Linked DNA regions of Mus musculus: region 1 is linked to region 2. The links are chromatin loops, found by intact Hi-C in ENCODE. Cell type or tissue: heart. All regions are shown on one strand.

The links. Peaks named below come from ENCODE experiments on the same cell type or tissue, not always from the same donor. Only the 100,000 strongest peaks of a DNase experiment are listed, where the experiment ranks them.
Region 1: a loop joins it to region 2, with 10 times the contacts of the local background. A loop is called at or near these places in 12 of 42 quality-filtered maps.

Annotation. Positions count from the first base shown.
Region 1 is chrX:36,323,930-36,331,929 of GRCm38, reverse strand. Lonrf3 (LON peptidase N-terminal domain and ring finger 3) reads right to left here and starts at 3,521. Exons shown (of 11, transcript NM_028894.1): 1 at 2,531-3,521. The coding sequence starts at 3,350. In heart, a CTCF peak has its summit at 3,929 (motif pointing right); DNase peaks (open chromatin) are centred at 1,859, 2,639 and 3,549; H3K4me3 peaks cover 2,874 bases; H3K27me3 peaks cover 5,823 bases.
Region 2 is chrX:36,224,379-36,232,378 of GRCm38, reverse strand. No RefSeq gene overlaps it. Among named protein-coding and RNA genes, the nearest start is that of Gm42406, 32 kb to the right of the region's middle. In heart, CTCF peaks have their summits at 5,605 (motif pointing left) and 6,416 (motif pointing left); a DNase peak (open chromatin) is centred at 3,318.

The DNA.
Region 1 (8,000 bases), 100 kb before region 2:
ACAGCCAGGGAGAACCCCAGTCTCGAAAAACAAAACAAAAAAATCCAAACCAAAACAAAAAACAAACAAACAAACAACAAAAAAACTCCCCAAAAACCCCAAAACAAAACAAAAAACCCAAAAAACAAAAAGAAAACAAACAAAACAACAACAAAGACAAAAAACCTCCCTCTCTCCCTAATGGTCAGTGCTTATGGTATAAACCTTTCCTGGAGAAACAGCTATGCATTTACAAGGTCCATCCTCCTAGTGATGGCAAAATGAGAAAGTACCTTCTTGACACAACTTTTAGGAGTCTTATTGTCACCATCACTGAATCACTAGAATCCAGGCCTGAGTAGGTCTTCAACCCACCCATTCTTCAGATAGGAAAACTAAGGCCAATGAGGTGAAGTGATAGGTCACACAGCTGGTTCGAGTCACTGCTGGTTAATGTTCAAGTTTTGAGGCTTGGGTAGAGGAAAGTTCCTTTTACTGAGTGTGGGTACAGCTTTTAGAATAATAGAACATTAGCCAGTTCCAGGATAAATATAGTCCGTGGAAGGGGCCCATTTCCCCTTAGAATGGTGAAGATGGATGGTATTGACTTTTTTTTTTTTTTACCCTGACTGCTCCAAGGAGATTATTAACAAAGGTACAGGAAAGAGTCTTCCTGGGGAAGTGATAGCAGTGACAAAGAGGAAGGTGGGAAGAGGCTTCCTGGCTAGCCCGTGGATGAAAGTATCCAGCCCCCCTTAGAATTCCATACTTAAGTGGCCCCTACCTCTTTCATTCATATGGCTTCGCCCTTTCACAAGCTCTAGGCTACAGCTTCTGCTGCCAGAAACAGGCTTTGATGTCTGCCTCTATGCCATCCCCTGAAGGATGTATGCTCTGGGCTGACCTGGGTGCCCATTACTTGCTCTTGATTTTAGCATAGAGTTTACAGTACTCTCTGACACTTCTCTGAATCACACACCCACTAGCCCATTGGCAGCTCACAGCCTGCTTTGTTTAGACACAAGCAGGGTATGTGTTGTGAGGATATCTGTGTTCCCCAGTTCTCATAGCCACTGGTTTTGCTCCCTTCTGCATTACCTGTTGCTGGCTTGGGTGGGACTGAAATGTGGGGAGACTCCATCCCATCCCTCCTCTATCCACCAGAGATTGCCTAGGAGGTCCTAGGACCCTACAGCCCCTTCTGCTTAGCCAACTCCCTCCACACCAGCACGTTTGGTTGGACACATCGCCCTGCCTTGCCTGCCTGCCTAGGTGCTGGCTGGCATCAGCTGGTGGTTCCAAGGCCACTTCCTGGGTTGGAGTGGGAGGAGGCAGAAGGTGCAAACAGGTCCCTGGGAAAACTCTGGTACTCCAGTCCAGCAGAGATGTGGGACTGCCCGGGTTGCCCTTGAAGCTACAAAGCCCACTCTCTTGGGCAACTCTTGGAGCAGGTTAAACAGAGGCATGGCCCCTTTGTGATCAGTCCCTTGTTGCCTTGGGGGGGGGGGATCCCGAGCAGTTGCCTAGTCCTGCCATTCATTGGGTTAGAGGGGTCAAAGGGTTCGATGTCGGGGAACTGGCTGTCTAACTGCAGCGGGTGGAGGGGGCGGGGCAAGTGCATCTATTTCAGCCAAGGAATCGTGTGATAGGAAACGGTGACAATGAGTCACAGGGCAGCGGGGAGCGAGCCCCCCCCCCCTCCGCCCCCCGCACACGCTCGCGGGATGGTTTCTGAGGCGAGCGTGGCCCACTTCAGTTACCTCAGCGTTACACAATCCCCGCCCGCCCGCCCGCCCGCTTGCCTGCCCGCCCGCCCGCGCGGGGGAGGGGCCGCCGGCCCGGGCTGGCTCGAGGGCCTTATGCAACCAGTGCTCTCCTGACCTAATTCCAGGCGGGACCCACCCCACAGGGAGCCTCGGCCCCGGAAGGGACAACTCCCAGAGGCGGGAGCCACGGACTCAGGCGCCCGCAAGCCACCTCCGGTTGGTAAAAGCCAGGAGGACCGCGCGGGAGTTTGGAAAATAGTGCCAAGTTCTTCTGCTGATAGGGGAGGTACCGGCAGGTGTAAGAGCGAGCTCCAAAGTGTCCAGGAAAGACCGTGAACTAGAGACAGTGACACTGAGCAAGACCGAAACAGCGACAAAACTGAGAAAAAAAATGCGCAAAAAAGAGACGAACGGGATAAACTAAGAAACTGGAACCAGGAGGTATAGGAGCAGGAAAGCAAGCAGGAGAGAGGGAAAGAGCACGAGAAAAGAAAAAAAAAGCTATAGGACCAATCAGAAGACTGAGACACAGCTTTTAAAAAAAAGCTAAAGTAGGGAAGACAAACTCCTTGCAATGCCCCCTCCCTCCTCCTCGTGGGCCACGGGCTCTTCCCTCGCCACCCCACCCCCCAGCCCGCGCGCGCGCGCGCGCGCGCGAAACCAAATCAGTCCGGTCCGTCCCCCCGCCCCCGCCTCCCAGCAGGGATCGCTCCCCCGCCCCCCTCGCGTGGCGAGCAAGCCCGCACGGCCCCTGTGGCGGCGCATGGGGGGTGGGGGGGACTCACCTAGACGAACAGCCTCGTTGTACTTGAGCAGAGCTGCCTCCACCTGGTGCTCGCGGAACAGCCGGTTGCCCTCGTGCCGGAGTTGCGACGCCCGCGCGGGGCCCGGGAACAACTTGCCCAGGAGGCCGCTGAGTACCACGTTAACTCGCAGTTGCAGGGGCGCCGGCTGCCCCGCGCGCCGCGGCCCGCGTGCCCTCCCACTGGCCGCCATCAGAGCGGAGAGCTTGACCCCGCACAGAGCGCAGCGCCGATCGGCGGCTCGCCCGCGCTCCAGGCACAGTTTACAAAAGGTGTGGCCGCACCACAGGGACACCGGGTCTGAGAGAAACCCGTGACACTTCTTGCACTTAAAGCCATCCCATACCTCGGGGGCCACGGCCGCGGCCTCCCCTGCCTCTTTCAGCGCCGCGGCGCAGCAGCTCGAAGTGCCGCTCGAGTCGGAGGCCAGCTCCTCTTGCGGGACACTGTCGGCCAAGCAGCGCACTAGCTGCTCCAGCTGCTCCGCTACGAGCTGCTGCCTCTCGGAGAGCTGTCGGTACACCTCGAGGGCTTCCCGAAGGTGCCCCTCAGATGCCAAGGCATCCGCCTGCGTGAGCAGGACTTTGCACTCCAGCGGTGTCGGGACCGCCAGAGGCAGGCTTTGCTCGGGCTCTTGAGCCCCGAGAGCTTGGGAGCCCTCGGGTGTCACCTCCTCCGGGTGGGCGGCTGACTGCCCTGCGGCCGCTGATGTCCCCGGCTCCTCCGGCTCCGCCAGCTCCAAGTTGTTGCTGCCGAGCTCGGCGGACAAGCTCACCATCTGTGCGGTCTGAAGGGAATCCATTGAGAGAAGGAACTGCGGAGGTTGGAGTGAGGAGAGGCGTCTAGGAACAGGGAACTAGCAGGAAAGAGCGGCGGCTGGGAGCGGGCTGCGCGAGCGAGAAGGCGGGATCGCCGCGCGCGCGAGTCTGCCTCGCCTCCCGAGCTCCATGCCGGCTGCCCCGCGCTGCCTAATAACTGTCTTGTCTCAGCGAAGCGTTATATAAAACGCAACCACGTGACTCCTACCACGCTGCTCATTGGCCGGCAGCGGGGAAATTGTTACAAAACCAGACAGTTTTGTAACAGCTTTGCGCTTGCTTCTTTTGGCTTGGCTTTTCTTGGCTTGTTTTTTGAGGTTGTTTGCATTTACTCTTTCTTTCTCACTTGTGATTTTGGGTCCTTTCTGGACTGGGGAGAGGTACACAACCTCTTCTTCCACGCTTTTCCAGCTCTAAACTCTTTGCCATCCCACCTCAAAAGTAGTCTGCAAACAGGTCCGCTCTGCCAGCCGCTTGTTGGAGTCCCCCCGCCCGAGAGAGGCCGGTCCCTATCGGCTCCAGTCACAGAAGTTGCTGGAATGCCAGGCTCCCCTCCAGGGGGCGATGGCTGATGTCTGCAAAGGCACCTAGGGACACCCAAGAAGTCCTCATTTGTTCCCTAGAAGAGCGTTAAGTGCCCCTGCTGAAGCTCCTGGGTTTCCTGAGGGATTCCCCCAAAAGAGACTTAGTGCAGTTTTAGGAGAGTTCTTTGTTTCTTACCAAGACAGCGAATCATGAGCAAATGGTCCAGCGGATAAAACAAGTTAGGCAGTCCGTGCTGGGCAGCAAGGGAAGAACGCACATCTTATAATCCTATATTAGATTGCTCATTGGGACCCCAGGGAGGCGCCCTCCGGTTCTCCTCCTCTTCCCTCCCACCCCCAACTCAGGGACCAGTGCTGGAGCGGGCACCCCCCTGGAGATTCACTGGCTCCAGGACCCAGAGACCAGATGGGCACCACCTTGAGAGCTGAGTTTGCTGAGTTCGCTGTAAACTCGGGGGGGGGGGCGGGGGGGGAGCGTGAGGGAAGCAGAGGGAAGATACAAGCCCAAGACAGCAAATCCAGAAAAAAAAATCAGAGAATTCAGTCACAGCCCAGCTGCTAAACAGCCTCCAGGTTCACAGAAGCTGACTTCTGGCAGGCCGTGCCTAACCTTAGGGTTTGTGCCCTTGCGCTAGGTTGAACACAAGTTGTAGTGCCTGGCTTGGGCTGAGGAGTGGGGCGGGAAATTCCCAACCAGGCACCCCTTAAAAAAATGCCAGACTGCTCACAAACTACACAAGGATTTGTTTACTGCTGGCCTTTGCATTTCAGACAAGAGCCATGAACAAAATGAACCGGCAGGGTTCTGGAGTACCCCACTTCAGGATAGACTGCTTCAAGAAGGAAGGCTGAGTTCAGTCAGGCTTGCTCTCAATTGTCTTCCTCCTCCCTCCCGCGCCTACAGGTCCTGGAGAGTGCTCAAATTAAGATTCCAAGCTGAGTGTCTCCAAGTTGCCTCCTGCTGTGGTCATTTAGCTGGGGGGTCTTGGGCAATATCATCTAAACCTATTATTTTCACTTCTAAACAAATGTCTGGGATGGTTTTAGCTGGGATTAAGTCTTGTTTCAGAGCTGGAATGATAGACTCTTTGCCAGCATTGAGGTCCTTAATCCAGCCTTAAGCCAACAAACACCAAGATCCTGGAGAATAAGTATAGACAATGTGCAGCACACTTCAGGGCAGCCCCCCCCCCCCCCGGTCAGACAGGACACGGAGGGACAGAGTAGAGAAGGGAGGCAGTTCATAGACTAGAAAGAGAGCAAGAAAAGAAAGGCTCAGGATTCAATCAGGAAGGCAGGAAAACAACACAGGAAAACTTGGTCTAGCTTTGGCTTTGCTGAACAAATCCTTGGGGTCCTAAAGTTTCCTCCAGCCCTAACCTTGAGTATTCTTGATCCTAAAACCAGATTTCAGGCGTTAACTACTGAATCTCAAATAACTATTCCATATTCCATGGCAGGTTTGGGGAGGTGGGGCATGCTTGGGGCTAAAGACTGAATTCAGCAGCAGCTACAGAGGAGCACGGGGCTCCAAAGGCTATCCTCTATCATGATTCTGAAGCTAGGGAGCCCATCAGGAGACTGACCAGGAGATGGAGGAGGTGGAGAAAAGTCAGTAGAGAAGAAGCTGCAGTTTCTGGTGGCTTGCTATCTGGAGCTGGGACAATCATTTCACTCCTTAGTTTACTCTGCTATCAAATGGAATTCCCAGAACTAGTTATATGTCTACCACTTCTGATACCTATAAAGAAGGACAATCTGCAGGGCATGAAGAGATTCATTTGAAAGGACCATGACACCGGTAACAAGAAACCTCTTAATTTAAAAGCATCATCCCTTTGACATCTCCAAAACATTATCCCAAATTGTCTTCCAAATGCAGTGGTGAGGATGTGCCTTGCTTCTTAAACCACTCTGTTTAATACACTCCTTAAATTTATCCCTCTGTAACCTACAGGTCATGGGGAAACAAGAATGTCAGGCTGGGCAGATGGTCACAGTCCTGCCTGCATGAGGAAGGATGTGCTTTCAAGGCCTCTTCTGGACACCTGCATTTACAGGGTGCTGACCATGAATTTGGTTAGGAATGGTTCTGATTATTAGGGTAATAGAGGGGCCTCTGGTGCAAAAGGCAGTTGCAACTAGCTGGCTGCTGACCAGACCAGATTCTATAGAAGAACTTTACATTGTGAACCAATGTAGTAGACTACATCCAACGAGCATTCTACAGAATGCTGGGGAAACTACCACGGTGTTTTTCTTTTCTTCTTTATGTAAGTTAAACAAACACTAGTTTCATATATGTTTGTGAATCAAGGTGGAAGTCTCCTACTGAAAATAACCTCTTCCATGCTTCCCCAGTAATAACTGGAGGATTCCTGGAGTAAGGATAGGTGGAGAGAGTTGCCAACCTTTTCTTTTCAGATGCACATATTCCCCTACCGAAAGATTCTATTCTATTTATTTTATTAAGATTGCACATAGCCAAAGTGAACTGGGGAGAAAGCAAAAATTGAAACACTTCTCATTTTTACCAGCTACAAGAAAAGTTTTTCAGTTGGGCTCTGTAGAATCTCCCTGTGTCCCAGAGGGGAGTCTAAGCAGAACTGGACCCCCCCCCACCTCGCTCCTCTCCTCAACCAAGACAGCTTCATACCCACCTCATTTGAGATACAATTTCATTAAGGATTTCTCTTTAAAATAAAACTTTGAGAGTCATGGGCATTTTCATATATTTATATTTAATAGTGCCTATGTAGCAGACTGTATTCCAGGGACTGAAGCTTTTGTTAAGCAACCCTTAGCTCTCAGGTGTTTTCTTTTTGGATAGTAGTACATCTTGTCTCCCATGTTTCTGTATTGACTTTCTGAGAAAACTAGAAACCCGTGAAGACAAAAAAAAAAAAAAAAAAAAAAAAAACAACAGCAATCCTCCTCACAATACATTTCTGGAACAGGTTTTATTACACATAATAATGGAAACCCTAGTACAAGCTGGAAACATTCAGAGGGTCAAGCAGACATCCAGCTGCGCTCACTGTACCTCTGCCCCCCGATCTATTCATAAAAAGAAGGGAGCAGGTGTATAGATAATATTTTACATTCCTGGGATGAAAGAGTTCAAAGTCAAGGATATGGGTGGCAAGTAAATAACATTCTCCTCCACACACACACAAAGCAGAGGAGCTTGGCAACTCACAGACTTTAGCCAAGTTTCTCATTTCAGAACCCAGGATCAATTTCTACCCTTTAAAGACCTTCACACCTTCACATGAGAAAAAGACTGCCCATAGCTATGCAGAAGAGCTCAAGTCTTAGTACTAACATGAAGCTAACTTATCAGTGCCGGTTTTACAAATGAAGAAATGATGTGCCAGGAAACACTAGTGACTTACTACACGTCACAATGGAAGTTCAGGACACAGCTAGGATCGGAAGCCAGGGCTTGTCTCTATGTGAGCTTTCCCATGTGATCATTTTGCTTCCAAAGGACAAAATGCATCTGTCCAAATAAGAAATGATATCAGCTTTCCCATCTTTAAGACTTCCACCAGTTCAACCAATGTGCACTGAATATGTGCTGTGTGCTAATTAAGTTGGCATTTTTGGAGCAATAATATAAGGATGTGATATACACACTCCCTACTCTCCAGGAGTTCCTTGAAGAAATGAGAAGCAAAGCTCTAAAACTATCAGGTGACAACAATAGGCAGTATGGAAAAAGTGTCAAGGCTGGGGAACCAGTGTGTTCATAGGGAGTGCTCAAAGACAACAGAAGGCAGCACTTCCCATCTCACAAAAAGGTGCCTATGAGTTAGGTGGCAGAGGATGTGAACAGCTTCTCAACTCAAAGGGGACTCTTTGACATTGGAGCTGTGTTCCCTGAGAAAGGTGGAACATTCAAAGTTGAGCTGGTCAAGCCCCAGAGTACCTTTTTTTGTGCTGAAGGTTGAACCCAGGGACTCACACAGGGTCAGCAGGTGCTCTACCATTCCATTGTCCTCCTAGCCCAAGCATTTGTGTTAAAACTTCCCAGGCAAATATGATGCTCTATGTGGTCTAGTGTTCACCTGTGGAAAGGATGGGGCA
Region 2 (8,000 bases):
CATACATTATACATGATATATGCATGTATAGATCATGATATATACATGAAAAATAATTTAAATTGTAAACTACAATCAAAGTCAATAATGCATCTAATCCTAAAACTTCTTTAACCAGGGGTTGAGAAGAAGGCTCAGTTGATAAAGGGCTTGCCACACAAGTATGAGGACCCAAGTTCAAATCCCAGAGCCTACATAAAAAGGGGGGCAGATATGATGGTGTGCATTTATAACCTATCATTGAGAAGGCAAAGATGGGCCATATCATCCTCCAGCTTACCTAACAGTGAGCCATAGAGAGATCTTGTTTTGGAAAACAAGGTGAATGGCTCCAGAAAAATCACACCCTAGCCTCTCATGCATGCTTTCACATGTGTGCACCACATACGCATACACACATTAGGATTAGCATTGAATCTCTAAGGGATATGATTTATATTCAAGAACAGATTAATTAAGTTTGTCTCTTATAGTCTTGTAAGAAGAAGCATTGCATAGAACATAGTAGGAAAATGCAAACTAATCAGTGGGGCATATTTCAGACCCAGCTGTTATCTCCACTCCTTACAATTCTGTCCCTCCCTCATTCCCACTCCCCATGCCCCAAGCCACCTAGCTAACCAGCCAACCTATTATCCACAGAGCAAATAACACATGTGCATCTAGTTTAAGAGACTGCCCTTAAGAAAAGTAGATATTCCAGAAACATAAGATGGGCTGAAATTCTGGCAGATTAGTTCTTCAGGGTTTGAGCTATGCTGGCACCAGCCATCCCATTTCTATGGCAGGCACTCAAGATATTGGGGAAAATATTTATTTAGTTTATCTCTGAGAGTCAAAACAAAGAGAACAAGAAACTGTTACAAGCATAGGTAACCTAAGTCAACAAGTACTGCAGGGTTGTCTGTCTGTGTGCATGTGTGTGTGTGTGTGTGTGTGTGTGTGTGTGCATTCTATTAATATGCTCCAGAGCTTAAGTGTGTGTGTGTATACATTCTATTAATATGCTCCAGAGCTTAAGTGTGTGTGTGTGCATTCTATTAATATGCTCCAGAACTTAAGTGTGTGTGTGTATATACATTCTATTAACATGCTCCAGAGCTTGTGTGTGTGTGTGTGTGTGTGTGTGTGTGTGTGTACATTCTATTAATATGCTCCAGAACTTAAGTGTGTGTGTGTATATACATTCTATTAACATGCTCCAGAGCTTGTGTGTGTGTGTGTGTGTGTGTGTGTGTGTGTGTGTGTGTACATTCTATTAATATGCTCCAGAGCTTAAGGTTCAGCTAAATAGTATGGTCAGGTCAAGACAAGCAAATCATTTTTCCTCTTATATTCTTTCTGAGAAAGCCTTCTAGTGAGAAACTAGGGAAACTCTCCACTGGATACTCTTCATCAAGAAGGACTAATCAACTTTCCCTCTCTCTGTGATACTTAAGAGCAATAAGGAATTCTGCTCACCTAACTTCATCAGAGGGACAAACTGATTTGTGGTGAAAGAAGCCTAAAGCTTTAGAGCCCCTACAGATAGGAGGCATGGCTTGTGAGAGTGACCTCTCGTTTAAAAACAGCACCTTATTATCAAAGGCTCGAGCTGCTTCAGCAGACCTGGGACTCAGTACTGGAATGACAACAGTGGAAGACAACACTGTTTAACAACAATTCTTACGTTGTTGGTGTGATTTGGTGCGGGGTGGGGGTGGGGAGAAGCAGCCATCCAGAGTGAAGGAGGGAGGGAGGGAGGGAGGGAGGGAGGGAGGGAGGGAGGATGAGAATGAAGGGGGAAAAGAAAACTGTCTATGACAAATGGGCCAGTCATACCTCTTCTGTTGCCTCTCCATAAGTGAGGCAAGCCCTGTCTGTGGGACAGAGAAGTGGCTTGGTGCTCACTTGGTTCAGTCTCTGTCTTAAGGAAAGTCAGCATCATTCATCTATTCCCTGTAAATGGGGTGTGAAATCAATGATGAGTTGGTACCCAGAGAATGCAGCAAAGCATCAATAGCCAGCAAATCTAACAGGTACACCTCTTCATAGCTCACATCCCTTGCAGTTAGACTGAAGTGAAGGACCCAATGCTTGTCAATAAAATGTATGCAGAAGTTGTATGTGTCACCTTTAGGCAACTAAAGCATGGGAACTTTCAGCTGTCTTTTTCTTTGTGTGATAGAAGAGGGCCAACTAGTTTACACCAAAATTTATGTATAAAACACATAAGCCCATGTTGCTCATTTCTGTATCCGAATCTAGCCTCTTTTGGCTAAAGTAGGAGCCAAAATAGTCATCAATGTAGAATGTGAAAGATTTCAGTGCTTAGGTACAGTTGCTTTTAGAGAAGTAAATTCTGCCTGGATGATTGTCTTTAACATCTTCAAGTCATTCGTCAATAAAACACTGTCTCTGAGGGAGAGAGGGTCTTCTTGAAATAGTAACTCCAAGGTCAAGGCAACCTCTCTCAGAGATACACAGCTTCCTAATATCAGACATCATCCAAAATTCATCGAGTAGCTCACGAAATCTCCCCCTGGGTCCCATCACCTCCTACTGCTCTTTCCCATGTCGCTGACAGCCCTAATACAAATGATGATTCCCAGCATCTATATACAGAACGGCCTCCAAAATTCTGGTTCCTATTAGAAAAACAGACAAAAGAAAAAGAAGACAGACAGACAGACAGACACAGAGAGAGAGACAGACAGACAGACAGACAGACAGACAGACAGAGAAGCAACTAGGTTTTTCACTATTGAAACTATTTCAATTGCTTGTGGGATCAGGCCCAACCCATTTTTAAAGTTTAGCATAGGGAGAAAAAAAAAGAACTTCCTTCCACTGAAATGTCTAAAGTTAGCTCTGGATCTCTCAGTAAGCTACGGAATCCTGTCTCAGCAAGGAAGTGCAATGCTTTACAGCTCTGAACAAAAAGGCCAGTGACAACTTCCGCCTTGCACCCTTTGCAGACAGAAAACTTGTGGCTGATTTTCATACTACCCAGTTAGAAAGCCTCTACTCACTGAGTTGCAGGGGCCCCATAACAGTGGCTTATTGAAAATAACCAAGCTCTGTATTCAAAAAAAAAAAATCTTTCCAAAGCAGGTCATGCTACCAGTGAAGGTCTAAGAACTTAAACGCACAGAGAAATGTTTTTCTTGGGACTAGCGGGGAATGTTGATGTTTTCAACATCTAAGGAAACCAGTGAGAAAGCCTGTCTGGTGGACAGAGTCGAGACAAGACACCCAGCCTGGTTCCCTTACTCTGTGGCCAGAGGCCAGTTCTGCTGGGAGGGGACAGTTGGGTCGGAAGCCCTTACATCGCTGACCCGGAAGGCGTCTCCTGAGCATTGCCCAATGCTCCTGTTATACAACATGAGAAATAAATAATCAACCTTAAAAGTCAGGCAGCCAAAGCTCTACTCAAATAATAAGCCCTTTTACAAGCTGCTTATCATCTGCCAAAATCAGCTCCAGAGAACACCAGGAACTCTTGATTCTATTGTTCTTTTTAACTACTTGGGGGAACCAGACAAGCTTCAATGGCTTCATTGGTTTTTCTGAGAGACAGACCAATAAAGGATTTCCCTTTACCCACACCCTGTCCTTGATCGCAATAATTTAAACACAGAGTGAGTCCTCCCACATCTGGGAAACCCCTACTAAGTGTGTGAGTTAGAAAAAGGGCCCAGGTTTTGTTGTTGTTGCTAGTGTTTGTGTGTGTGTTATATAGAGTTTGAATCCAGGACCTTGTACATGCTATGCAAGCATGTTATCTCTGAACTATAATCTCCAGGTCTAGACACTTTCCGTCAACTGAATAAGAAAAATGTAAATGTGAGGCTTTTCAAAATATAAGTGTTTGGAAGGAAGAAGGGGACAGAACGGAGATGTGTAAAATGTAGCCCACTGCCTTTGGGGATCCTCTGGCTTAACCACAAAAGAAAAGTGGAATCTCCTAAGGAAAAATATTCAAAACCGTGTTTACACTTGTGAGTGTCTAACTGTGTGATGTTAGTCTGGGATTTCTCTGATTTTCAAAATACAGAATGGAGGCTCTAGTTAACTGGTCTTGGTAAAGAAAACCTGCGGGAGAAATTTGGTGCAGGACCTATTTCTTATGAAGCACTAGGGGGCTTTTGATGTTTATTACATATCAGTGTCTCAGGACTGTCCAGGAGACGCCAAGGTCAAGCTTTCCATTTCCTATAAAATCTTGTTTTCCTGCCTCTTCCTTCTGCCAGTCCCTCCCACAAATTCAGTCCTTGCCTCTGCCAGGCTCTGTCTAGACATCCTCACCCTCGCCTTCATCACTAGCTTATGGGTTTTCTGAGAGCAGGGAGCAGGCTTCACTCTCCCTTCCTCACTAGTTCACAGGCGAAAACAGGCCCTGGAATACCCATGGTGCTCATGAAACCATTTCACTAGAGACAAGATTAGCATTTACCACTTGAGTACTCTGCAATTCTACGTTTAACTTCCTTTATCTTTTTCTTGTTTTCCAAGTGACAAAGTTAAGGCATTGGGAGATTAGATAGCGTCCCCAAGCTCATTCTAGTAAGAAACATGAGAGCTGTACCCACTAGGCTATCAGGCTCTAGAACCTTCATTCCTGTGTGTGTGAGAGGGGTATGTATATATGGGAAGGAGGGCGTGCACATGCGCATGAACCTGTATGCAGGGGCCAGAGGAGGATGTCAGATAGTCTTCTGCTATGGCTTCCTGCCTTATTTTTCTTTTTGAGACAGAGTCTCCCAGGGAACCAAAAGCTTGCCATTTTAGTCTGGCAGGCTGGCCAACAAGCTCCAAGGATATGGCTGTCTCTGCCCTCCAATGCTGGGGATACTGGCGTGGGTAACTATGCACAACTTTCACATGGATGCCGGGAACTGGAACTCAAGTCTCCATGCTTACGCATCAGGTGTTCTTACCCAATGAGTTCCACTAGAACTTTTACTCTTAACCACCATACCAAGGTGAATGAGTAAGTGACCTCAGTAAAAAACTCTCTGTCATCCATATATATATTATATATTTATATATATGATCCATGTGAGATATGTATACACACACACACATATATACACACACACACACACACACATATATATGTATATATATATATATCACAAATGCTGACAAAACCAGTTTGGATGGAAAGCCCGGTTTATATTTATGTGGGGTCAATTAAGTATCTAGTAAGTACTCTGTACCAAGTCTTTAAGTGTTAGTGATGAAAAGATAAAATATGGTTTCATTCATGAAAGAGAAGGGAGAGACATTACAGGAGTTTATTTGCTGTGTTCTAGGTACTTTCAAAGTGTTTCACAAGTCTTAATTATCATCACACAATTTCATTACAACCCTCCAGCATGTGTTACTAGTACTAAACTGGAGAGGAGACAGGTGGGAAATCAAGGCGTGGGGAGGTTAAGGAATACACAGTAGACAGCACTCAAATGCAGCACTTGTGTTAATCCACTTCGCAGTGACAAAATACTTGAGATTTGTTTTTTTTTTTTCAGGAAAGGAAAGACTCAGGGGGTTGCAGAGGACCCAGGTTTCATTCCTAACACATACATGGTAGCTCACAAGGGGATCTGGTGCCCTCTTCTGGCCTTCACAGGCAATGCATGTGTCTAGTGCATAAACATATCTGCAAAATATCCACACACATAAAAGTAATAAATAAATCAATAAATTAAAATGTTCAAAATAGGAGCTGTGAGATGGCTCAGTAGGTAAGAGCACTGACTGCTCTTTGGAAGGTCCTGAGTTCAAATCCCAGCAACCACATGATGGCTCACAACCACCCGTCACAAGATCTGACGTCCTCCTCTGGCGCATCTGAGGTCAGCTACAGTGTACTTGTGTGTAATAATAAATAAATATATTTTTTAAAATGTTCAAGGTAAAAAAGAAGAAAATACTTACTTGAGCACCTGATTTTAGTGGTTTCAGGTCATGATCACATGGATCCTTTGCCCTCAGCTCATGGTGGGAGGATACATCCAAGCAGAGAATGTGCCATAGAAGAAACTAGCCAGCTTATGGCTGAAAAACCAAGAGAGAAAAAGGCTGATACAGCAACACGCCCTTCAGGGAACATCTCATGCTGCATAAAAAGTTCAAGTTGTTGGAATGGCCTACAAGCCCTCACAAAGTTGCCTTTGTCCTGTTTATCTGTGTCTAGTAGAATATGTGCTTTGTTCTTTTACCTCACTTAACTGCTCCATGGCCTAGGAAGCTTCTGCATCTGCTATAGTACATGACATGAAGATGCACTAAAAATATTTGACAATAAAATGAAATAGATCTGGAAAGGAGAAATCTTGACACAGAGGCAGAATCGCACTGAAACAGAGTGTAACAGAAGTCCAATAGCTAGCTAGTGCTGGACGGAGTCAAGTCCTTGAGCGCCCTCTGGTGGAGCCAGCTCCAACAAAACAACAGGCCAGGAAGGAATAGGTTGTTACTTGATGTTACAATGGAGAAGACACAGCAAACGACTACTTTTCATGGGGGAGCGTGGGAGTGGAGGAAAGAGGGGGAAGTCTTCGTAGAAGCAATGGAAAGCAAAGAATGAATAATTACATTTCACAGAAGCACGCATGTGAACAAGGTAAAGTCAAGAGTGAAGAAAAGCACATGGTAAGATCTCTATCACTGTTCAACTTCTTTGGTATCCGATGATAAAGGGGAAAAAATAACTGATGTAAAGCTTTGACTCACAGTCAAAGAAGTGAAAATCTAGTCAATTTTATAAGCAAGTTGGATGCAACGAGCACTATTGAATGTGTGGACATGGAAATAAAAACTCTCAGTTGCCAAGGAATGGCTTTAGACTGAGTAAATCTTAAGCAGAACAATTCTCCAGCTGAGCCTTGGAACAAGGAAAATTTTAACAAAAAGGGATTCTTCAGAAAGACTTAGATATTGGAAAGGACATATCATGTGCAATCCCAATAGACCAGTGGGGTTTTATAAAGGTCACAATGTTGAGTGGCAACATAATGTTGGTGAAAAGACACAGAGGGATTATCTAAAGAAAGGTCCTTGGCAGAGGTAAACACAGCAAGAAATGAAAGAAAGACTCTTACCTTGTTTTCCCCTATATGTGTAAGAACTATGGGAGAAAAGATAGAGAAAATTTAAAACACCCAAATAAACAGTCCAAGTTACATTAATAGACAGAGGATTATGAACCCACAATGAAAATACCAGTCAGGCATGTAAGGCATATGGGGCCTAATGAGTCCCACATTTTATCAAAAGGGAGTGTACAGAGAATAATCTTTTCAAATAAGGCTTTTCTTCCTTTCTCTCCTGGGTAAGATCCTTCCAAATGAGAGGTCAAAGCACCTCTTGAACCCACCTACTCCTCTCCATCTCCACTATCATTATCTTTCTTGGGCAATCCACCATCCTTAATCCCCTTAGCCTTCTGATTGGTCTCCCTATTCACTCTGCAGACCAACTCTCAACCCTACTGCACAAATCAAACAAAGTACCCAGGGTTGTTTGTGTAAGAAGTAAATCGGTCATGTTTTGTTTTCGAGTTTTCATTTTGAAACAGTTCTAGACTTATCAAAAAAAATTGTAAAGACAGAACGAAGAATCTCGGTATTATCCATCGATCCTCTGAATGTTACCATCTCAAAAAACTAAAGAGAGAGCTGTTTGTTACTAACAAGGTATGTGTACTCCTACTGCACCCTTAGGGTTATTGCACCATGCTGATCTTTGCTGTGATTTGTAGGCGTCATAGCCAAGGACTGTTGATTATTGCTTCCTTCCTTTGGAAGCTTCCATGGCACATTCTTGTACCATGAGAGGTAGTTCTCAAAGAGGCTTTTGGGTCAGTTCCAACACACACACACACACACACACACACACACACACACACACACACACACACACACCATCACCATCACCACCACCAAAAACAACAAAAACAAAAACAATAATAAAACAATAAGCCATGTTTTTTGTTTTAAATGAGAAAAGAGAGA